3 separate regions of the Mus musculus genome follow, and regions 2 and 3 are each linked to region 1. Evidence: chromatin loops called from intact Hi-C (ENCODE). Cell type or tissue: left cerebral cortex. All regions are shown on one strand.

The links. Hi-C counts contacts between places; a loop is a spot of excess contacts. Peaks named below come from ENCODE experiments on the same cell type or tissue, not always from the same donor. Only the 100,000 strongest peaks of a DNase experiment are listed, where the experiment ranks them.
Region 2: a loop joins it to region 1, with 2.0 times the contacts of the local background. A loop is called at or near these places in 4 of 42 quality-filtered maps.
Region 3: it touches region 1 in a loop (2.0-fold over the local background); 3 of 42 quality-filtered maps call a loop at or near these places.

Annotation. Positions count from the first base shown.
Region 1 is chr2:13,405,912-13,413,911 of GRCm38, reverse strand. All of the region lies in intron 27 of Cubn (cubilin (intrinsic factor-cobalamin receptor)), which reads left to right. Among named protein-coding and RNA genes, the nearest start is that of Cubn, 82 kb to the left of the region's middle. In left cerebral cortex, a CTCF peak has its summit at 4,181; DNase peaks (open chromatin) are centred at 171, 3,062, 3,907 and 6,479; H3K27ac peaks cover 159 bases.
Region 2 is chr2:13,521,014-13,529,013 of GRCm38, reverse strand. Trdmt1 (tRNA aspartic acid methyltransferase 1) reads left to right here. Exons shown (of 11, transcript NM_010067.4): 3 at 3,320-3,396; 4 at 5,517-5,588; 5 at 6,125-6,190; 6 at 6,867-6,936; 7 at 7,668-7,751. Among named protein-coding and RNA genes, the nearest start is that of Trdmt1, 20 kb to the left of the region's middle. In left cerebral cortex, no CTCF peak of the experiment used is centred here; a DNase peak (open chromatin) is centred at 4,776; H3K27ac peaks cover 173 bases.
Region 3 is chr2:13,537,979-13,545,978 of GRCm38, reverse strand. Trdmt1 (tRNA aspartic acid methyltransferase 1) reads left to right here and starts at 1,315. Exons shown (of 11, transcript NM_010067.4): 1 at 1,315-1,410. The coding sequence starts at 1,347. In left cerebral cortex, a CTCF peak has its summit at 3,474 (motif pointing left); DNase peaks (open chromatin) are centred at 806, 1,302, 1,498 and 1,959; H3K4me3 peaks cover 1,623 bases; H3K27ac peaks cover 1,544 bases.

The DNA of each region.
Region 1 (8,000 bases):
GAGTTGTACACAGAGTGTCCCCATGTGTGAACAGCACAGCTCCTTCCTTCTGCCTCTCAGCCTTCTTCCAAAAGCCACAGAGCTTCTCTGTCTGAAGCCTGGTAATTAAAAGCTCCCTTCCTGGTTAGAACAAAGCAGAGAAGCAGAAGAGGTTTTGTGTGTGTGAGCCACAGTGGGTTTGACTCTTTGATCAGGGCGCGCCTCCTTGCTCATTTCCTGAGCAGATGAGTCATGTTTCCTGGAACAGTCCTTTAGAGGAAGTGGGCTTCCACAACGTTAGCTGTCTGCTAATAGCCCTGCTTACAGTAGAGCACCTGCCACTCACAAGTGAGTTTAAGTGCATTCTATAGGCCAGACATTTAGTTTTGTCTCCATACCAGCTGGGAGAATATAGCTTTCTACTAGGATAATCCACATTCAGAATTTTGAAAAGTATAGCAATGAAGCTGATCTCTCTTACGTCATTAAGCAGTCCAAGATGCATCTTAGACAAGATGTTGACTCCAAAATTGTCTGGGTAAAATGTGATTTTTTTGTTTTGTTTTGTTTTTCCAGACAGGGTTTCTCTGTGTAGCCCTGGCTGTGTTCTGGAACTCACTCTGTAGACCATGCTGGCCTTGAACTCAGAAATCCTCCTGTCTCTGCCTCCTAAGTGCTGGGATTAAAGGTGTGTGCCACCACTTCCCGGCGATTTTTTTTAAATTATAAAAATATATGAATTCTTTATTTTTTAGGCGATCAAAATTCTTTTCAGACAGAGAGTGGTGGTACACACACACACACACACACACACACACACACACACACATCACAGCACTTTAGAGGTTGAGGCAGGAGGATCCATTTACAATCAGACTGGCTACCTAAGACCCCTGTCTTTGGGAGAAGAAAAGAAAATCGTTGCCCTTTTCTGACCATCCTCACGATGAAGAATTTTCAACTGACTAGTTTGCTATATAAAATGATGCAGAGCTGCAGCCTTCAAACAACCAGCCTTTGGTTCAAAAGAGCTCTGGTCTCTGCTCCTCATAGCCTCTCGAACTTGAAGCATAGGATTCAGATGAATAAGAACAAAACCTACCACAATTTCCCAAACTACCGTTAAGCCACTTAAAAATCCCTTTACATGCACAAAGTTTGACATTATTTCCCACAACTTTCCACCTCTCTTCCTCCCATACTTAAGCCCAAAGCAGAAAAGTCCAGAGGCATCTACTATCAATGCTTGTGAGTACACTGCACAGGGAGGACCATGGGTGCAGGCACACTGCAAAGAGAGGACCATGGGTACAGGCACACTGCACAGGGAGGACCATGGGTACAGGCACACTGCAAAGGGAGGACCATGGGTGCATGCAGACTGCACAGGGAGGATCATGCATACAGGCACACTGCACTGGTAGGAAATGCTGGTCACAAGGTTAAGTTTTAAATATCATAAATCTTAGTTAGGAATTCTGGTTTAACTTTTTAAATGGGGAAGATTTCCAATTGCAGCATTAGAGACATTATATACCCACATGCATACACACATGCATGCATACATACATGCATACATACATACATGCATACATACAAACATACATATATTAGCTTTTAAAGTTGGCTTGCAGAATAATCACTGCATTTTCATATCTATTTGATCTATATTGGGGGCCACTGTTCACAGCTCCCTTCTGCTTCCTTTTTATACATTAAAACATGTGAAAACACTTTAATTTTAGTTCTTACTTAGCAGGCTTACTCTTTCTTCTGGCAACCTGGAAGAAGAGGCAGGCAAAAGCACTCTAGGTCTCTATGGCTCAAGGTTCCATAATTTTAATTTGTTCTATGAACTAAGCTTTTCCATCTGCAGCAGATGCTCAGGCCATTGGAAGGCACAATAATATATGTTTAAAGCATTTAGTGTTTTACTATGACAGGACAATTGAAGGCTATAGCCTATGGAACTAACCATATGTATCCACAGGAGAGTGTGTTTGGCTCTCAAAGTCTTTCCCTCCTCCCTGGGGAGGGACAAGTTATTCACTGCTCCATCAATGATCATAAAATTCAATATTTATAGAAGTCCATGGACTTCTAAAGACTTCATTTTAATAAAGAATTAGAATAATTAATAATAGTTACCATGAAAAAGGATATGCTCAGGATTAAATGGCTTGAAAATAACGCTGGAACAGATTACTTTCTGTAACAACATTTTAAGACAAATGTTGATGTTTGATTCTAAACACAGAAAAGAGATATGGAAATAGCAGAACATTTTAGTGGGCCAGCTGAGTGACTGGAAACCTAGAGGAGTTTGTAATTCTAATATGGCAAACATTACTAAGACATATTTATGTTATGATGTGAATAGTTCTACAGAGATAATGTATTTAAAATAGACTTAACTAATCAAAAAAGAACACATAGTCACTGCAGGAGATTGAGAAAACATAGAAAAGCCTAGAGGTAACAAAACAAAAAAAAAGTTAAGTTCCACTGCTTCCAATAATATTTAGTGGTATTCATTGCCTGTTCTCCTTTTTATGCTTATTTTATTTTAATATTCACAGATTATTCCATGCATTCTACCCTGTAATGACATTTTTCTATGGAGCGTATCTATTATATGTGTTACTGTCCAAGTTCACATGTGGTTGCCACATTGCAGCTGCTGTGAGACAGTTAGCGCCCTTTCTAGATAAACATCTTTGTAGGTAAATGTTAGCTTGCATGCATGTTTATGCATTGATTAAAAAAATAAATAAAACAAAGCACAACAAAAAATAATCTAAATCAGCCTTTGTGCCTTCTGATATAAGTGATCCATAGAAAGCAGTACTTAAAACCATACAGGCAACAAGAGCAGACTGAGAGCAGCCAGTCCACAGAGAGGCCACTAAGCCATCTGGATTGGAGATAAACCTCTAATTCAAAGTGGTACAAAATAACTCAGGGTAACTCAGAATGTGGTCATCTGCTGGTTTGCCACTCACATGCAAACCCTGGCATTATGAGTAACCGTTGACTTTAGATGGGCAGTTCACATGCCCTGCTCCACCCTGATAGCACGTGGCATTGTGGCTTTTCCTGTAGTGAGGACGTGTGTGGGAGTCCCCGATGCCAGTGTGCCAGGAGTGAGTGGCTGCATGTTTAGTGGGGAGAGGCACCAAGGCCCCACAGAGCCATGGTGGAGCACTGTCGCATGTGTATCACACATTCTCAACCTTCAGCAATATTTGGCTCCTTTACTTTCTGCAGTTCAACAACAGATTCTGCAAGCCCTGGGCTTTTTCCTGTTCCTAATGACAACTGTGTATCAGTATTCTACTCTACAATTCTAATTTGGCAGAATTGCAGAAACATTCCAAAACCTTTAAATTTTAAAGTGACCTATAAAGGTCACGCTTACCAAGATAGTGTATGTAAAACTTAACAACATCCATAAGGATTGCTTTTGTGCTTGGGGTGAACTCAGAGGTGGTGTACCTTCCCAGCCTACACAATACCATGGCTTCATCTACAGCCCTGGAAAGATAATGAGTCAGTGCCATAGGCATTCTGCAGTTGTGGTTTTCGGGGGAGGAATAAACAGGTGTTTCAAGAATTCAGCACCTCCTGCCCTCTTGAGTTCCAGGGCATAAGCAGCAGGAGCCACAGCATGGAAGGACAGTGAGAAGCAAGGCCACTAAACTAAGGAAAAGCATATCCCCTTCTGCTCATCCAGGCCCTTCTCATCTCATCATGCTAGCCTCAGCACCTTCTGGTGTCCTCTCTCTTATGCTGTCCTCTGTCATGATGGACCACACTTCTTCACCTCCCACACATAGACTTAATTTCCCTCCCCTCACTAAGGGTGATTTGCATCTGGCTCTCACCCAGAATGTGAGGAATGGCTGCAGTCACAACTCAAACCAAGGTTACCACAGCAACGGGATGCAAGTAAGCAAGCAAGGGCACTCCATCTCCAGGCTTGAGTCACTTCTTCCCTGCCTGCTCAACCAGTGATCATTCTGTAAAGAGTTAAACATGAGTCAGACTCAGCTGTCTAGACTCATATTTCATTGCACAAAGCTACTTCTGGGTGGTTTCTTTAGTGAAAAAAAAAAAAAGTAGTGTTCCCTTTATATCAGACCAAAAGTTAAAAGAACTTTTCAAACACGCTCTACCTTGTCTCCATGTAGTTTTCTCATTTGCCACAAGGCTGTAAGTGCCAAGTGATACCAAAATTACGTATTCATAAAGAGTTCAGATTCAAAAAGTTAAGTAACTTCTACAAGACTGTGTGCTAAGCCCAACTCTACCCACACAAGAAATGCCTTGACAAGAAAATGACTTGGTTGCTCTTCCATCATTGACACTTGACTTCAAAGAGCCCATCCAAGAACTCCTGCCCAGGGTCTTAATCAGCTTCATTTTATTGACTACAGTTTCACTTTTTAATAAAGATAGGGGAATCTTTGCTGTACCTTAAGGGTTTAAGTTTTACTTATTTATTTATTTATTTATTTATTTATTTATTTATTTATTTATTTATTTATTTATTATATGTAAGTACACTGTAGCTGTCTTCAGACACACCAGAAGAGGGCGTCAAATCTTGTTATGGATGGTTGTGAGCCACCATGTGGTTGCTGGGATTTGAACTCCGGACCTTTGGAAGAGCAGTCGGGTCCTCTTACCCATTGAGCCATCTCACCAGCCCAGGTTTAAGTTAAGTTATTTCAGTCACATAAAAAAAAAAAGAGTTGAAGTAGTATTCCTTGGAAGTTTCCAAGCATTCTATATATAATAGGATGTAATGAAAAATTCCTGTGTTTAATGGCATCATACAAGAAAGGCTTAATTTGCCTTCCATGTCTTATGACTGACCTTCTGTGATTGAGAAAATGAGGTTTACTTCTAGACATGCTTCAAGAACAGAAAAACAATACTTTGGATTGTGGTTGTAGCTCAGTGGTGCCTACAGTAGGTGCCTAGCAGTGGTAAGATTCTAGGTTTGAACTCCAGAATCAAAAAAGAAAAAATTGAAAAGGGTTTAGTAAAGGGACAACCTGCTGGGGCCCAAGTCAGAAAACATGTTACACAAGGCTCTGCTCACTAAGACTCTGATTTCCAGTGATGCAAAGGAGCCCACCTAGCTTTTTGGTTGGTTAATTGTTTTTTTTTTTTTCTTTTTTCTTTTTTTTTTTTTAATAAAGACAGGGTGTCTCGACATAGCCCTGGCTGTCCTGGAACTCAGGCTAATCTCAGACTCATAGAGATCCACCTACCTCTGCCTCCTGAGTGCTAGGATTAAAGGTGTGTTCCACGGTGTCTAAATGCCAGCATACTTTAATCTCCAGGGCTAGAGAGATGGTTTAGCAAGTGAAAGCACTTGTGATGCAAGACTGGGAGTTTGTGTTTGATTCCTAGATACTGTGGTAAAGGGGAGAATTAATTCTTGAACATTATCCTCTGACTTCTAGATATGCACGTATACATACAGGACCCCATAACACATATATTAACCATTAACACATATAAACATACAATGGTACAAATTAAAAACAAACAAAACAAAACCAAACCTATCTCACTGGGCCAGTGAGAAGGCTCAGCAGATAAAAAGCACTTGCTGTGCATACCTGGTGAGCTGAGTTCAATCCCCAGAACCCACATGGTAGAAAGAGAAAACACATTGCTGGGAATTGTTTTCTGACTTCCACACACATGCATAACCTTGCATACCTTGCATACCTACACAAATATCATAATCAAACACACTAAGAATAACAGACAAACAGAACTGTTAATATCACAATAATTGGGCCTTCTCTGTCAGTTGCTAACATACTGCATGTGTCTTTAATTTTATATCATCTGCTTTTGGGGGGCCCTTAATATTGAGAGGGGCCTATGAATTGTTTCATATTGTAATTGAAATCTGAAGTTACTATGGTTTCTGTGTTTGTACCAGATTGTCAAACACACAGGATGTAACCAAGCAGCCCAGCATTTTAGGAAGTGTAGCCTGGACAATAAACTCCTTCCCTGTGTGTCCTGATAAGGGCTGAGATGTTTTTGTTAGGGTGAGGGTGAGGGACACTTGAATTACAAACATCACACATGAATTGTGTTCCTAAGAGTCAAACTGACTAGACTGAACACAAAAGGCCTTATGATACACAGTATCACATTTGAAATGATGGCCAACATGGCAAAGTGAGAATCATTTCAAGTATTTTATTTTTAAAAAGACCTGCAGTGACACAAACTAGAATTCATATTCAAGGTGATAAAATCTCATCTGTAGGTTCTTGTTTCTTTAAGAGCGTTCAGAACTTCTCGATGGTTCTGTGGAGTAGATCTCAGGCTTGCTGAAAGCAGAAGAAATCATAGTTTTACCAGATTCAAACCAGCAAGCTTTCTGGTCATGCCTATGAGTCACAGCTGGAATGTCCTGTGGTTAACATTCTGTCTTGAAAACAGAATCAAGACCAGCAAGCCACTGCTGGTTTCTATGGTGACTGGTAAGCCACCGCTGGTTTCTATGGTGACTGTTACTTTTTGCATGGTGAGTTTACTCGGGAATGAACTGTGGAGGTGCATTAGCCATCCGTGTGAGAAGTTAAACAAACAAAAAATGTGATTTAATTAAATATAAATGTTAAAAGCACATAAAACTGAAGGAGCTGGGTGGATGGTCCTCCCCCTCTCTAGTAGAAGTATTGGTGTGAAGTAATTAATTCGTTAATTTATTTCACATTGTATTTAAGTATTTTCAAATATGTCTACTTGGTGTTTATTGTAATGCATCATTCCATTCTTTCCAAAGGATAACAACATTTAGTTATCATTTATCAGTGTTTCCACAAACCCATCTTCCTTGTCTATCTACCTGGCCCAGTCCCACACACAATGTACCACCACTGGCTTCTGGCATTTAGGGGCTCTTCTTTAGTGTAGAAGATCCCATTAGAAGGAAGAAAATATACCATCTACATCATTTAAAATTCCACAGCTCTTAACCTTGTTGAGCTGGAGAGAAAAAGAATGCGCTATAATGTATTATAATATATAATGACCTGTGTAGAATCAACTATGGTCCCCAGCTCCCTGCTACCCACTGCGTACGACAATCCACCAGGTAGAGGGTGCTTATGGCCACAAAAATGTTTACCTTAAGTTTTGCAAGTTAAAGACCAAGTAATTTCAGCTTTGGTCACTAAATCACAACCCAAAGTTAGAATCTCTTGGGTTTAAAGACTGTAGGCTGAAAGACTTGCTTATTAAGTCAGTATGTGGTGACAGTATATTTATTTTTGTATTTAGTTTCAAAGTAGACTTCACGCAATAAAATTGATGAAAACCTTGAAACAGAGATAAACACTCTGCTGTTAGACAGTGATTCAGGAGCATTCCTAGTACAGCCTGGGAGCACTCACAGCACATTCTGGGAGTACTTACGGCATAGCCTGGCTTCATTTTGCACCTACCTCCAGCTTAAGAAGGTGATAGAACCCAAGACTCAAGGGAAGGGCTTTGGCTCTTGTCTCTTCTGATTTTCTTATTCTCTTCCTTCCTTCCTTCCTTCCTTCCGTCCTTCCTTCCTTCCTTCCTTCCTTCCGTCCTTCCTTCCTTCCTTCCGTCCTCCTCCCTCTCCCTCTCTCTCTCCCTCTATCTCTCTCTCTTTCTTTCTTTCCTCTTCTTTTTTCATTCTATTGCCTTTTCCTGGCTTCTGTCAGCACATAGTGTTATCAGACTTTTTATTACTGCAACAAAACACCATGTTCAAAAGCAACTCAAGATGGAAAGGGCCATTTTAAGTCTACAGTTCCACATCACAGTCCATCATTGAGGAAAATCAAGGGTGGAACCGGGAGGCAGGAACAGGAAGTCACAAAGGAATGTTGCTTATTGGCTTGCTTTCCATGGCTTTCTTGTCCTGCTTCCTAATAGTACCCAGGACCACTGGCCTAGGTGTTGCACTGCCCACTGTGAGCTGGCCCCTTCCCACATCACTCATTAATGAA
Region 2 (8,000 bases), 120 kb before region 1:
AACAACGCACCAAGAGTCAGTTAAGCAGAGTACTAGGTTCTCACCTAAGGCCAATGACCTCTCTCTAGCTACAAAACTGTGGCCTTGATTATAGTGCCAAGTGTGATAATAACTGCATTTCAGAAGCATCATGGCCAGTCAGTATAGCCTCCTCGTCGTGAAGGTATCAGTATGAATATGTTCACAGAAAGAATACCCAAACTACATAATTCTGGATTAATCCAGCTCCAAACTTAGGTATGTTTAGGTTCCAAAATTTCTGTAAAATAGCAAGTGGCATCCCTGAGTATTTTATTAAAATTTTTATTAAAATTTTAATTTAATGTAAATATTTTAAAGCACATCTAACCAGATACAACCCAAATCAACTAATTCTCGATATAGTATCCACTGACTGTTTTAGTTCCAACAATTCGGTATTCTTCTGCTCTACTCTTGAAGAGAAACGGTGAGGAACTCTGTGTGTTTGGGACGGTTGAGATCCCAGATGTGCACCAGGAGATGGCTGAGGACTCAAACTTTAATTATGTTCCTTGCTAGTTGTAATAGCTAATGGTAACCATGAAATTATTGGACACAGGGAAATGGCCGGGGAAGGCACCTCCAGCTCACTTAAACAAGGGTCAGTTTGTTAATGTGTGTGTTTGTAAGGACCATGGAAGAGTATCTTTTATATCTATTTATGGCATGTGATTTTTATATATTCACATATGATGCAGCAAAATGGTTAAACTGAGCAGACTGGCATATTCCTCCCCTACATTCCTACTTTGTGTGAGCCTGCTGGGCAGTTTCAGGTACAGTGTCCATCACCATGCTGTGTAATAGATTGCCTGGACTCACTCCTGGGCCTTACCTGAAGCTGGGTACTCTTCAACTACTGTTTTCAACCAGTTCATTCTGCCTCTATGAGTCTGACCTTTTCAGTTAACGTATACAGGTTAGGTCAGAAAGTATCAGCCAGGTTCTAAGGAGACCCTGAACGGATTTACCTTGAGTCAGGTGGAGGCTGTTTCCCTGCTTAGGGAGCAGTGGCGTGAGGCCAGGGTGAGTGGGAGGCCCAGGACTGGAAGTGTGCTATATACTGAGATATTGTGGGGAGGATTGTCCTTCAGTCTCTTCCCTCGGCTCTAGCAGGCAGTAGCAGGTGACTTCTGATAGGCAAAATTTCTGGATGGAGAAATGGGTTCATTTAGAATGAATGGACACTCTGAGACCGGGAAGATAGCTGTGCTAAGAGCATGATTGTCCAAGGCAGCAAGACCTTGACTGCAGCTCCCTTCAGACACGTTGATACAATTCTGGCTGTGTACCAGGGTGGCCTTGAAAAAGGCAGCTTTTCCCAGAAAGCCTGCCAGAGAAGTCTGTTATCATCTGCGGTTGAGCTGAAACATCACATATAGGTGGAACTCCTTAGTCAAAAAGCTATAGATAAAATCAGAGTACTCAGTTCATTTATCTAGCTAACAAGAGGAAAATCACTAGTGACTAGTGTATAGATTTCACAAGCAGACACTTCACTGAGCTTGTTCATTGTTGAATACGACAATGACTGCCATGTAAATGGTACAATTGCTGAATGAAGGAACATATTGTACTTATAAAGTGAACAGATGATGAAGGAAAATGTGGATAAAGGATGAAAGGGACTCAGCTGACACTGATAAATGACTTCAGACAAGAGATTAGCATGCCACCTGGTATAGTCCTCAGGGGACATCAAATTGCTGTAGATATAGTGTATAAAATACTTTCACAGGGAAGGATGGGATAGAAGTAGCCAGCTGGAAGTTTCCATTGTTTGTCAGTTCTATGCTACAAGATAGGAAAACCATTGTCTTGTAAGTACAGGCTTCATAGCTATAAATAAAACGTGAGCAAATTGATCAGAAGCATATCTGAAGGATGCTTGTAATGTGACTAAAGTGGCCTTCCTTTCAGAAATGCACTAGTATTACAAGTAAAGATTTTATTGCTATTATTTAATGAACCTGTTTTGGAAAGAGGAACACTACATCTGAAAGCATTCATAAAATTTGGTGTCTTTTTCTGAACACATTTCATTATCATTGCAGCAGGATCCATCTGTCCTTTTAAAGATTTATTTATTATTTATATGAGTACATTGCAGCTGTCTTCAGACACACACCAGAAGAGGGCATCGGATCCCATTAGAGATGACTGTGAGCCACCATGTGGTTGCTGGGAATTGAATTCAGGACCTCTGGAAGAGCAGTCAGTGCTGTTAACTGTTGAGCCATCTCTACAGCCCCCTCTGCCCCCACCCCCCTTTTTTTTTTTTTTTTTTTTTTTTTTTTTTTTTTTTTTGGTTTTTCAAGACAGGGTTTCTCTGTGTAGCCCTGGCTGTGCTGAAACTCACTCTGTAGACCAGGCTGCTCTCGAACTCAGAAATCTGCCTGCCTCTGCCTCCTGAGTGCTGGGATTAAAGGCGTGTGCCACCACTGCCTGACTTTTTCTGAACATTTTAATCTCTTGTAATAAAATTAGAAAAAATGAGTACTTCCTCAAGATCCATGTTATTTTCTGCCCTTGTGTATGTCACTAACTTAACAGAGACAGCTGACTCATTCCCAGGTCAACTCACTCTTCAGAAATTTCCTGCTTTACCAATTTACACAAACTTGTTAGAGATTTGTCATAAAAATTATAGAGGTTGCTATGCTGGTCTATTCTTTCTACATTTCTGGCCAAGACTGCTTAAGGAGTATTGGCAAATCCCTGACATGTGTTCTCATTGTTTATCTTCTGATCTGTGTACACATATATGCGTTTTATATGCATGTGTAAAAGGAACAAGTTAGGTGTTATTTTAATTACTCCTGTGTATAATCATTTGAAGTTCCTTGTGCTAAGGACAAAACAATAAACTACTTGCTGGTATCTGAACATGAGGCCTTTTGATTTGCTAGTAAATCAGCAGAGAGCACTAGACAAGAGTGCAGCTACTCATCACTACACACTCACTGAACAGAGAAGCATATTAATAGATGGGCACTTAAAGATCCCCAGACCTTTCCCAATATAGTTGATTACAAAATAAGTTCTACATGGTCGAGTCCAAAAACGACAGCATTACACCTGAGTCTTCACAGAGGAATTAGTGCTGTGGACGAAGTCACTGTGCCTCCGCACAGCCGCACAGCTTCTTCACAAAGTTGCTTTGGACGGAGGCTAGTGTAACTGAAGCTGCGTTGTAAAGCTGTGCTGTGGTATGGAAACTGTGATCTCTGATGGCTTTAGTTCTGTCTAGTCTTCTCTTCATTCTGTCTGTTTTTTCTTTCAAATGTTTCTTTCTTAGGGTATTTCACTGGAAGACTTTGACAAGCTATCTTTCAATATGATTTTAATGAGCCCTCCATGCCAGCCATTCACAAGGTATGTGTAATAAGTGTTTTTCTCTTTGGGAAGAGTATATGGGCTGAAAATACAGCTAAGTAAATTCTTGCCCAGCATGCGTTGAGGCCCTGGGTTTAAATTATGACACATATCTCACCCTCACCAAAAGGGAGATAAAAAGAGGAAAGAAAGGAGAAGGGAAAATCAAAGAACTTTAAAAGCTTAAGCTGCACTTTTTGTTTTTACAATTTTTTTATTAGATATTTTCTTCATTTACATTTCAAATGCTATCCCCAAAGCTCCCTATCCCCTCCCCCCACCCTGCTCCCCAACCCACCTACTCCTGCTTCCTGGCCCTGGCATTCCCTTGTACTGGGGCATAGAATCTTCCCAAGACCAAGGGCCTCTTCTCCCATTGATGGTTGACTAGGCCATCTTCTGCACTTTCAAAGCTTTAAAATGCTCTGTAAATATATCCCTTCATTTTAGATATTGATAATTCATCATCGAGCATAGGAATCCGCAGTTACAGTCAGAATAGCAAAATAATTTGATCAACAGTAAATACGTAATGCTATGTTATAGGTATATCTAAGGTACATTTATTTTCTTTCAGATTATGTTACTCACTTTAAATTTTTCACCTCTTGAATTCATAGCTAATTCTGATCAGTGAAACAGAATTCCCTTAAGAAATATTTTATATGTAAGTAATTTGTGAAAAATTTTAGCATACATTTACAATTTGTGTATTTCTCAAAATTAATATTATAATTCAGATTTTTCATAGTCACATTATAATTTCTCATTTCAAATTTAATATTTTTAACAAGAACTGTGTCTTAAATTAAACCTAGATCATTTTCACTATTTAATAGTATAAATTATTTTAAGAGGCTATAGTAATAGGGTCTTATTGTTATTATTATTTTGAAAGTGAGAAACTGAGGCATAGATAGGTTAACTTTCTCATGACTGTACAGTTAAACAATGTCAGAGCCATTATTTATTAATCATTTATATACTTTGTATTAATATGACTAACTGGAGTGTTATATGATAAATATTTTGATTCAAGAAAATATTCTTGTGTTACTTTTTAACATCTTTGAACTTCAGGAAGCTTATCTTTTTGAGGGTTTATTGTGCTTGTATGCCATGCAATGTGTTTGATGCTGTCATTGCTAATGTTCAGAGTTTACAGTTGAAAGGGATGACTCATAAATTAGTATTATATAAATTGTGACATTTGGTACTGTAAGAACTCTGGGAGTACCATGAGAACATAGAGGATAAAATGGCGTGCATCATGCCCAGAAAGGGAAGTTCTTCCAGAGGCATGATTAGAGCTGTGTCTGAACAGAGAGTAGGAGTTTTATCAGCGATGACAGATGGCATTCCATATGAGGGTGGGTTTGAGCATATGGGAGGGTGTGGCCTAGTGTGTATAAAATAGAATGCAGCCCGAGTATATATACTGTTTCAGTGGGCTCAGCATCTTCACTGTAAGCCTAGTTCCAGCTGTTGATGTGATGCCAGGCACTAACTGACTGGAGTTGTTATCTGAACTCTGAGTGGAAAGGGACAGAATATAAAAACTGATTTCTGAGGAATCAGTTTAAATCCAGTTTACTCCCCAGCTAATAAGCCTCAGACTCACTGGTAGATTTCGCCTTGGTGTCAGATATGGGGAAAGTGACAGCAGTGTTACCTAGCTTAGGAGCATGAAGCTACTAAGCATTAAGTTTAAAAACCTGATCCTCTGTTCCTGTTGTTCAGACCCAATCTAAGGGTTCCTTCCTACTTGAACCTTGACCACACTGTGAACCTTTGTACGACTTGTTTGCTAGCCCAGTGCCTCCTGTTTACATGTGCTGGCCCTAGCTGCAATTCCTGCTTGTAAAGTAAAACCCTGAGATCAAGGGTCTGTTTACACCCGACAGGATTATCTGGGCATTTCCCATTGCTTAGTGTGCTTGCATGGTGCTTATCACCGTTGTCATCTGCTCCAGATTGCTGCCCACCCAATCAGCTACTTTCCTGTCTTTTCTTTCTTATGGTGACGATCAACTAATTTAAATTCTCTTAACTGGCTAAGTCTTTTTGATATCATTACATACAATTTTTTATAAACTCTTGTGATTTCTTTGCTTTTTTAGAATTGGCCTACAGGGGGATATGACCGATCCAAGGACAACTAGCTTCTTGTATATTCTAGATATTCTCCCAAGGTAAACAGTAGATTCTTGTACACTTACCTTAGGTTTGCAGTTGAGGGTATGAAGAATGTAGTGTTTGTCATTTTGTAGACATTAGTGGTTATCACATGCACCTTTTTTTTTTTTTTACCACAACTAATAAAAATAACATGAAATGTTTCGCAGTTTCATGCTTGCCTCCATAGTGAGTGACAGAACTGTCAGTAGCCAGCTCAATTCTGTTGCCTTTGCTCGTTGGTAGTAGTCACTGCACATGTTCCCAGTGTTAGTGACCACGGCCCCGGAGGCTGAATGACTGCCCTTTGTGTTTTGCAGTGCAGAGCCCTATGCAAGCCCATATTTTGAGATGTGTTCCAATGGAATTAACTCTTCAAGTGTGAACTTTTTCAAGTATATAGCATGTCGAGAAAAATAAATAAAATAGTTAAAATTCATTTTTAAAAAAATAGAGAAAATTATTTATAAATCCCATTTCTCACAAGTTGTGATTTTCTTTTTATTTCTTTGTAATTCAGTATTTGTATTTCTGTTTGTTTTTGTTTTTTTAGATTACAAAAATTACCCAAGTATATTCTCTTAGAAAATGTCAAAGGTTTTGAAGTATCTTCTACAAGGTAAAAAATATGTTTGTCTTGCAAATGTTTTAGACTTACTATATTTTATAATAGGCACCATTGTAAGATAAAGATCTTAATAATAAGTGTATATTCAAACATTTTATAAGATAGGCTTTATTAATTAGTGTGATTTTTACCAATAATATAAAATATTACAAAATCTTGTTCTGTTCTTATTTTAATCTTCCAGAAGGAGTACTGATTTTAGTATCAAGTATTTCTAGGTAGAAATGTTTTAATTAAGAGCAGCCTCACAATGAGAACTTAGCATCCTACTTAGATGAGAGAGACAGCCAGAGGCAGGGTTTCATCTGATAGTAGCCTGTGTGGAAAAAACGGTATCTACATCTACCCGAGTCCTTTAGTCACTGTTACTTGTAACTGTTCCTGTCTTATGGACCCTGGGAAGCTGTCGTTTCAGTTCCAGATCTGATTAATTAACAAGTTAAGCTTTCAGCAATTGGTCACATTGTCTGGCAGCTTTATTTACGTGTACTAGAGATTCTTCTCTTATCTTTTTATTAACATGCAGTTTCGCAAGTAATGACTTAGAAGCCGTGTGTCTAAATGGCTTGAGTACAGTCGGGTTTTACTGATGATTAAGTGTTACATAAGAATGCCATTTCTAAGCAAGGCTGGCCGCTTTTTGCTTTGACTCTTTTTCTCTTTCCAGAGGGCTGCTGATACAAACAATAGAAGCCTGTGGCTTTCAGTATCAAGAGTTTCTATTGTCTCCTTCTTCTGTAGGTACCACAATTTATTTATATAAGTATCGTTTAAGAGAATTTGATATAATAAACAAAATAAATCTATTTTTAATATTTCATATAAGTGTCAAACTAGCTCAGTCATGGATCTTACTTTCTGAAGAACATAGTGCATACTTGTTGATTTGCTTGTACATAAGATAGGTTCATTAAATCTCATGATTTTTCTTTTTGGAAAATAAACGATTGTAGGGTTTGAAACTATATGGAATTTTTACATGTAAAATTGGGTGTCTTGTATTCATTAATGCTCAAAGTAATCCAAGATTGAAAGCAAAGTGGACATATTATAATTCCCTTCTGCTCCGTGACATTTGGTTGCACGCATGCCTCCATTTCATGTAAGACATCAAAACACTTGTGTTGTGAAAGGCTGATTTTGTAAGTGCCATTGTTCCTTTTGGCTTCTTGTCATCATTAGCTGTATCATATAGTTCTTTATCTACAAATGAAAAGAAAATCTAGTTTAAAATATTAATATATAAGTTGTTATATCAGTGTCTCTTCTAGACTAAATTCTCCTCTTTAAAAGTAAAGTAACAGTAGCCAAGAATAGCTATATTTGAGTTTAATGTTTTTATTATTATTATAAAATTGCTTTGGCAGAACCTATGTGCATGTCTCTCTGAGTCTCTGTGCTAGGAGCTGAAGATGATTGAAGTCCCCCACATTTCATTTGGTAACTAGCTTTTCTCTGTTGCTTGCAGCTAGGCATTCCAAACTCGAGGCTCCGATATTTTCTCATTGCAAAGCTTCAGTCAGAGCCTTTCCCCTTCCAGGCCCCTGGACAGGTATTGTTGTTGCTACGGATATTACTGTTTACTTGTGGATGAATCTCAGTCTGCCAGTTTCTTCTCAGTAACTACTTAGGACTCCTATGCCTATTGAGTTTATAATGCAGGTCATCTTCGTGTCCATTTTCAGGTCTCTGCTTCTCCCGATGTCACTTTTCACTAAACTAAACAAAGTCAAAACTCATAAAGACTTTGTAAGTGTAAAAATTATCATTAGTGTTATTTTCCTGTGTTCCATCATAACTT
Region 3 (8,000 bases), 130 kb before region 1:
AACTCAAAAAGACTGAGGCAGCATGCACAGGCCTGCACCGTGTGGGGCCCTAGAGCTGCAAGGAGAACTGGGCACATCCCATCCCTAATTCAGAACAATATCTGGTTGATAACCTCCTGCAAATGAAGATTTGTTTTCCTCCAAGGGAATCTCACTGGGGAAACAAACTACTCTTAAGAGTAGGCCGTGGGCCCAGCAGTTGATGGCCAACAGGAAATGAACTCAATAGCATCATTGGAGAGTCTTTGTCTTATAATGTTGTGCCAGGGCTCCTCCTCCTTCAATTTTTAACTTATGTTTTATTTTATTTTATTTTATTTTATTTTATTTTATTTTATTTTATTTATATATTTTCTTCTCTCTTTTTACCCTACTGCTCTTTGCATTTATTATTATGGTTTCCAGTTAAGTGTTTTTATGAGTGTGCAAATGGGTTTTCCATTTCTTGGGCCTTTTCTTGTCTCCCGTCGCCCCCCCCCGCCCCCCCCCCCCCGTTTGCTTTGCTCAATACCGATGTGTTAGTTTTTGTTGTCTTGTTTTATTTCATTGTTATAGAAGCCCATTTGTTTTCTAATGAGAGACAGAAACTGGGTGGATCTTGATGGGGTGGGGAGGAGCTAGGGGTACTTCAGTAAAGGAGGAGGAATTGCAATCAGGATATATTATGTGAAGAAGAAAATCTGTTTTCAATAAAAAGAAACAGCATGTGTCGGGGTAAATAGGATGAGTCCTATTTTCATTTATAGCAGGCATCCTCCCTATTATGAATGGGCTCAGAGGGATCGGCTTTAAGTACTTGTAATTCTGGAGCTTTCTTTAGGAAAGAGCCTGGTAGGACTTAACTTCTTACTCTCGCACAGGCACACCAGAGAGCATATAGATATGTGCCCAAGATTCCTCAAAGAATTGCTTGATCAGGTCAGACTTTAAAAGAACAAAAGGAACCTGCAGTTAAAAACAAACAAACAAAAAAACCAAAACCAAACAAACAAAAAGACTGTGTTCTAATCAGTAATTTACTTCAAAGCCAAGGGTGGTTTCAGCTCTCTACTCAAGGCCTCAGAAAACACAAAACAAGGAGGAAAAAGCACAAATCAGGCTAAGGAGCGGCAGTCTCTCACTTGGGAGGCCTTATTAATAGTTTGTCTGTCCTTTGTCCCCTTCCTAGCCCTGCTAGCCCCCGGGCTCCAAACTGTGATCTTAATCTGCAGCTAGAGGAACAGGGGGTTGGGGGAACTGAAAAGCCGCGGAACCAGAAGCGAAGGGAACGGAGCGGACATGGGGGAGTAAGAGACGCAGAGAACCGGTAGGCCTAGTTTCCAGGCCGCGGTCGCGGTTGCGAGAGGATGGAACCTCTGCGTGTCCTGGAGCTGTACAGTGGCATTGGTGGCATGCACCACGCGCTGCGAGGTGAGCGGACAGACAGCTTCTCTTGGATTCACTTGGGGCCGCAGGTTCCGGCTCTCGCGCCGCGGAGGGGCGGGGCGGCGGGGCGGTGGGGCGGGACCTGGTGCGGTCGACCTCGGTTGCCCTGGAAACCACTTTAGTGAGCCTCCCTGGTCCGCCCCTCCAGGCTGAGACTCCCCTACTCTGGCCCCAATCCTTGGAGCCTAAGCAGGCCGGCTCCCCATGGTACTGTTTGTGAGGCTGCATTCGTGTGCAGCCAAATGAACCTAAGTTGCTTCAGACAAAGTTAAGGCAAGGGCGAGCCCTTTGCCCAAAGCCAAGATCCAAATTCTAGACTGGCTGTCACTGGGCTTGGAGGAAGTCACGAAAGCGGGCGGGGGTGGGTTGGAGCAGGGGGATAACTGCAGTTCAAGATAGAAATGTACAAGTATTAGTGTGAAGGGGGAGAATTAAAAACAGTAATGTGCTTGACACACTGTAGCAGCTTAGAAATTAGTTTGCTGTCACTTAGGTTTGGAAGCTTCGTAATTTCTTTGGTCTCTACCCACTTTTGTGATAACTCAGAAATATTTACTTGGTGAACTCCATTGACCAGTACTGTATTTTAGGCACTTGGGATATGAAGTGACAGTGGGTGTGCGGGCGCGTGTTTGTGTGTGTGTGTGTGTGTCTGTGCACATGTGCAAGCACGTCTGTCCTGAAGTTGCTAAGACTAAGACAAATGCAAAAAGGAAACTTTGCTTCTCTTTTTATTAACTAGAGTAACAAGAAGCTAAGTGGAGCAAGATTTTTGTATTCCTTCACTCTTGAAAGTCCCTAAGTTCTAGCCTTTACTTTTACTTTTGCTTCTGTTGCCTCTCAGAGATTGCAAATTCAAACTTTTCTACGATAGCTTTTTTTTTTTTTTTAACCTGCCTTATGTTAGTTAATATATGACCTGTTAAGAAATACTTTCCCTGTTATCCAAAGTAACTTTCTGGTTACCGAAAGCTCCCTACATCTTCGGTTTGAGGTTTGCTTATAGAAGAGGTCTTAATCATATTAATTAATAACAATTAATATTTAATTATTAATCTTTTTTAGTGTTTGTATGTTAGATAAACTTTGGTTTTAAATTTATCTGTAAGGAAGTAGTACATCCTGGTGTTTTTCTTTATTTATGCAGCTAATAAAGATTAATAACAGTGACAGCTGGCTTTACCTTTTATTAAGGGCATCTACATGTCAGGACCTGTTCTGAGTCTGTAATAAGCTAGCTTGGTGGTAGAGCCAGAAGCCTAACCTAGATCTGTCTAGCAGATCTCTTAGCCACACTTCGTTACTACCATTGGTCCCATTCACTAACTTAGATGAAGAGCAGTAGTAAGAATATTGGCTGCTAATTTGTCCACTTCTAGATAATATTTGCAATGGAATATTTTATTGTTGTAAATGTGTGTATACACATATATACACACTATAAAATGTGTCATTTTGTGTTTCAGTGTACAGTTAATCAACAGCAAGTGTGCTTACGAAGTCATACAATTGTAAACATTATTAGTTTTCAAACATTTTCATCATCACAGACAGAAGCATTGCACCCACTTAAAAATATTTTAGCGCCTCTCTTCCTGAAGATATTAAAGCCTCTATTCTACTTTGGTCTTATCTCTTCTAGGTACCTCATAAGTAGAATAATCTGTTCTTTGATGTCTAGCTTAACAATTTACACAATGTTTACAAAGTTCATCTGTGCTGTAGAATGTGTCAATGCCTCATTCCTTTTTATGGCTGAATAATATATTGCTGTATAGATAACAGTATTGTCTATTTATTCATTGTTACTAGATAAAGATTTTCAACCTGCTTGCTATTGTGAATAATCTCTCTCTGAATATTGGCCTATAAGTATCTGTTTGGATTCTTGCTTTGTATTCTCTTGGGTATATGCTTAAGAATGGGCAAACTCTGAGAGTGCAGAGATGGCTCAGCTGTAAGGAGCACTGGCTGCTCTTCCAGAGTCCTGAGTTCAATTCCCAGCAACCACATGGTGGCTCACAACCATCTGTAATGGCATCTGATGCCCTCTTCTGGTGTGTCTGAAAACAGTAATAGTGTACTCATATACATAAAGTAAGAAAATAAATCATAAAAAATGGTCAAACTCCAAACATTTTCTGTTTCATTATCTTCTATAAAATGAGGACACAATAATATATCAAAAGGGAGTGGTAAGAGTATGCATTACAAAAAAACCAAAACCAAACAAACAAAAAAAAGCTGGGCGGTGGTGGCACAAGCTTTTAATCCCAGTACTCGGGAGGCAGAGGCAGGCGGATTTCTGAGTTCGAGGCCAGCCTGGTCTACAGAGTGAGTTCCAGGACAGCCAGAGCTACACAGAGAAACCCTGTCTCAAAAAAACGAAACAAAAAAAGAGTATGCATTAAATTAAATTAAAAAATATTTATAGGTCCAGGAGTGGGCCAGAGCACTTGTTCTTTAAGTCAGAGGGCATGGACCTGAATTTAAACCCAAGCACACATGTCAGACTCTAGGCATAGTTACATGTACTGCAGTTTAAACCCAAGGACCCATGTAAGACTCTAGGCATAGTTACATGTACTGCAGTTTAAACCCAAGCACCCATGTAAGACTCTAGACATAGTTACATGTACTGCAGCCATAGCATTGTAGAGGTAGACTCTGAGAGCTCACTGCTCAGATGGAAATGGTGTCTACCTCTTTAGGGGACCTTGTCTCAAAGCATTAACACAGAGAGTAATGGAGGAGGACACCCAGCATCCTGTTGTGGTCTCTGTGTGCATGGACACATGTATGCACTTATTGTTATAAATTGTAAAGCTATAGAAAGTTATTATATATTGTTTAAAATAACCTTTGGAAGAAATTGATAAATGTTTGAAGCTGCCTGGCCTTCAAGTGCTGTCAGTTTCTTTGAGAGATAAAAGCCTGCCTTTATTTTGAAGTCAGATGAGTGATGGTTGACTCATAATGCTTGTGTGAAAATTTGAAAGTTATTTAGCATTTCTAAGTGTACATGCCTTATCTGTGAGATGGACATGCATTGTAAGAGTTAAGAAAAAGATGAAGGAAGTATAATTATATTAAGTAATATCCTCTTTTTTTTTCCTAGTTAACTGGTTTCACTTTAATCTTTCTCAGTGATTAAAAATCAGGTAATAATTATGCTAACTTTATAACATTTATAGTGTAGTGGTTGAAATTCTACGTTAATATCAATGAAAGGTATATGCTTCCAAAAAGAATGAACTGTTAAGCAAACTGGACTCAGAATGACACATTCAAACAGGATTTTCATGTTAGTTTGGGAGATCTTTATGAATGATGCCATGTATTATCTATGCCATATGTGTATATGTATATATACACATTATGTAATTATATATTACATTATCATATATGTATATATTATATAACACATACTATATATGTATCTATATATGTGTATATGTTTGTCTGTGTGTAAGCACTGGACAAGACCATAAAAGACTGTTAGATTCTCTGGAGCTGGAGTTACAGGTAGTTGTGAGCCACCCAACATAGGTGCTAGGAACTGAACTGGGGGTTTTTCTGGAAGAGCAATAAGTGGTCTTAACCACTGAGCCATCTCTCCATCCCCTATAATTAAATTTTTGTGATAGTTTTTGATAATTAACTAGAGTTAGAATACTGTTAATTGTCCTCTCATAGTTTTCACTGACTTTTACCTGAATATGTCAAGCATTGTAAAATTATTAATTATTGAGAAATACCAGCAAAGAACATTGTAACTATTTTATAATGGTGGGACATTTACCAACTAGTTCTGTTTCCACAAAGTAAATTTACAAGTGACACATACAGAATCAGCTGTATCATGTGTTTGTATTACTTATTCATTATTTAAATAGTTCATTTCCCTTGAATTCTTCATGTAAGCATTGCATTTTGGGGCATGTGCTAATTGCTTTTCTTTCTGTAAAGAACTTTAACTCTTATTTTGTTTTTGTTTTCTTTGAGTCATATGTGTGCTCACAGCCTAACAGTTGTGGTTTATGGAGTATCCTTGGTTATTCATCTTTGATATTTTCCTGTTATTTCTCAGTCTCATTACAAAAAGAATATTGAATCCTTTTATTCACATACAAGAAAAGTTATTTGAAGTTTGACTTGTACTGATTGTAAAAGTAGTAACTCTCTGGGGTCCTGGTGAGGCATGCCTGTTATCCCAGAACTTAGAATCTGAGTTGGGAGGATCTGAAGTGTAAGGCAGTGTGGGCTTCATGGTGGTGCCCTGTCTCCAAAACCAATTAGACCCAATAAAACAGACAGACAGACAGACAGACAGACAAACCAAGAAGCAGGTCACCCTTATTATCTTTAAGAAATTGAATAATGCAAAGAAGCAAAGTTTGCATCTCCTCCAAATTTCATTATGAAGATAGCTTTGACAACATGCCGTCTTCCCTGGTGTCTGTGTAAACCACACAGAGACACTTGCAACTGTTGGGCATGACTCAACAAGATCTTTTGTAATTAGCTTGGTCAGAGAACAGCATGGTTTTTACTTTGTACTAATAGATGTGGATTGTCTTTTAAATATATCTGTTCCCATACACACATGTAGTTTACATGTGTATCTACCCACTTGTCCACATTTTTCTTTAGTGCACATTTCCAGATAACTAGGCCTAATAACCAGAAAATTTGTAGACCATAGAGCTGAAAATATTACATGTTTCATAAAAAATCCTGGGGATGCCATTTACAAACAGCCGTCTCTCTGTTTACTGTATTTAGGATCTGCGTGTAGGAGTAGTTAATAGAGTCGCTGTAAGAAGTGTTCCTGCATGCAGAGTTGAGGAATCCTTCCTTCTTACCTCAGGACACCTGCGGAATGTTGATTTAGATATATTTTTTGTTTGCAGCACTTGATGACTCAGGGTGCTGCATTGCTATTGTCTGCTTCTGAAGCTGACGTTTGAAATGCGTTTCTTCATAGAAGCAAAGATGTGTTAGTGTGCAGTCACCTGACTGACTAGTAGAAGTGTTTTCTGCAAATGACAAAACTCATCACAGACTGGTTGGCATTAAAGTTGTAAATATAAACTCATTTAAAGCTACCTGTAAATTTTTGTGTAGAACTTAAAATACTGATTCATCATGTCACCAGGAATTAGTGGTTTTTTTGTTTTTTTTGTTTTGTTTTGTTTTTTTGTTTTTGTTTTTGTTTTTGTTTTTGGGTAGGTCTCAGTTTTACTCCTTGTGGATTGGGAGAATGCACAGCCATCCTGGGTTTTTCTGTGAAAGCTAGTGATTTGGACTCAGGACCTCCTGGCTTCAGAGCACGCACTGTTACCAAGTAAACCACTCCTGAGCCCTCCCACCCCACCATGTAGATAACAATACAGTTAGAAAAAGCGAATAGAGAACAAAGTAAAGGAGTCTTCCTCTTGCAGTAGTTTTCTGCTTCTAACAAAAAACTAACACTGAGGTCTGGGTCGAAGATGACAGATCATGAAAGATGGTCTGAAGATTCACCCTCTTTACCTAAACACTCATTAAGTACTGGGACAGGAAGTATCTTGAGAAGTTTTTTTGTTTGGACTACCTTTCTGCAAGTTAGACAGACACGCAATTCATACTGGGGAGGGAGGGACAGGATTGCCTCGCCCATCCCTGTTCCCTCTTGTCACCCCGTGGGCTGATAGCAAGGCCAGGAAAATCCTTCATTTCTTGGTCTGTTCTTAGGTCACATTTTAGTCAGTTTCCTTACTGTTTTTAATGGAGGTTAAAGCCTTCTCCTTACTCTTCTGAGGCTTCCTGCCTTTGCTACTCTAAAACTTTAAAAAAATACTTCTGAAATTTCTCATTGGTCTAATCTCCTAGCTTTAATATTGATAAAAGTTAAACCACCATCACCATTTTGTTGTAACTTACAGTATTTCAGATAAATGCTAAGTAGTGAGTGGAAATTTTAATAATTACTGAGTATCTCCTGTTGCTAGATATTTTATTGACTTCATTTATTTTTCATAGGAGCCCTTTATGGGAACTATTTTACATATCCATTTCATTAATGAGGAAGTTGAAGTCACGAGGATGAGTACATTTCCCAATGCTCTGTAGCTTGTGAGGATTTCAACATGAGGTTCTCTTCCACTGTTTCCCCACTGTACAGTGCTGACTGGGACTGGGACTTGTATTGATGAGCCGGGTGACTATAAGCTCAGCACAGATGCCACCAGCCACATGCAGCTATTTAGATTTAAATTAAGATGGAGTTAGAAATTCAGTTCCTCAGTTGTGCTGGCCACAGGCTAAGTGTATCATGTCAGACCATGCAAATATGGAATCTCCCTGCTGTTGGCCATCATGGAGCCCCATCCGCGGAGGAGCTGCTATAGCTTAGTTCTTAATTTCAGCACCTCTATTGAGAAACACAGTTTTTAGGGCAGTGCTTGCCCTGGGAAATCAACACTCCTTAACCCTCCAGGTTATGTCTAAGGACCAAGGGTAATGTCTGCCTCACTCTGTGGCCCTGGCAAAAGTGACTCTCAAATGGCCTTTCTCTGCTGATCTGAGGGAAG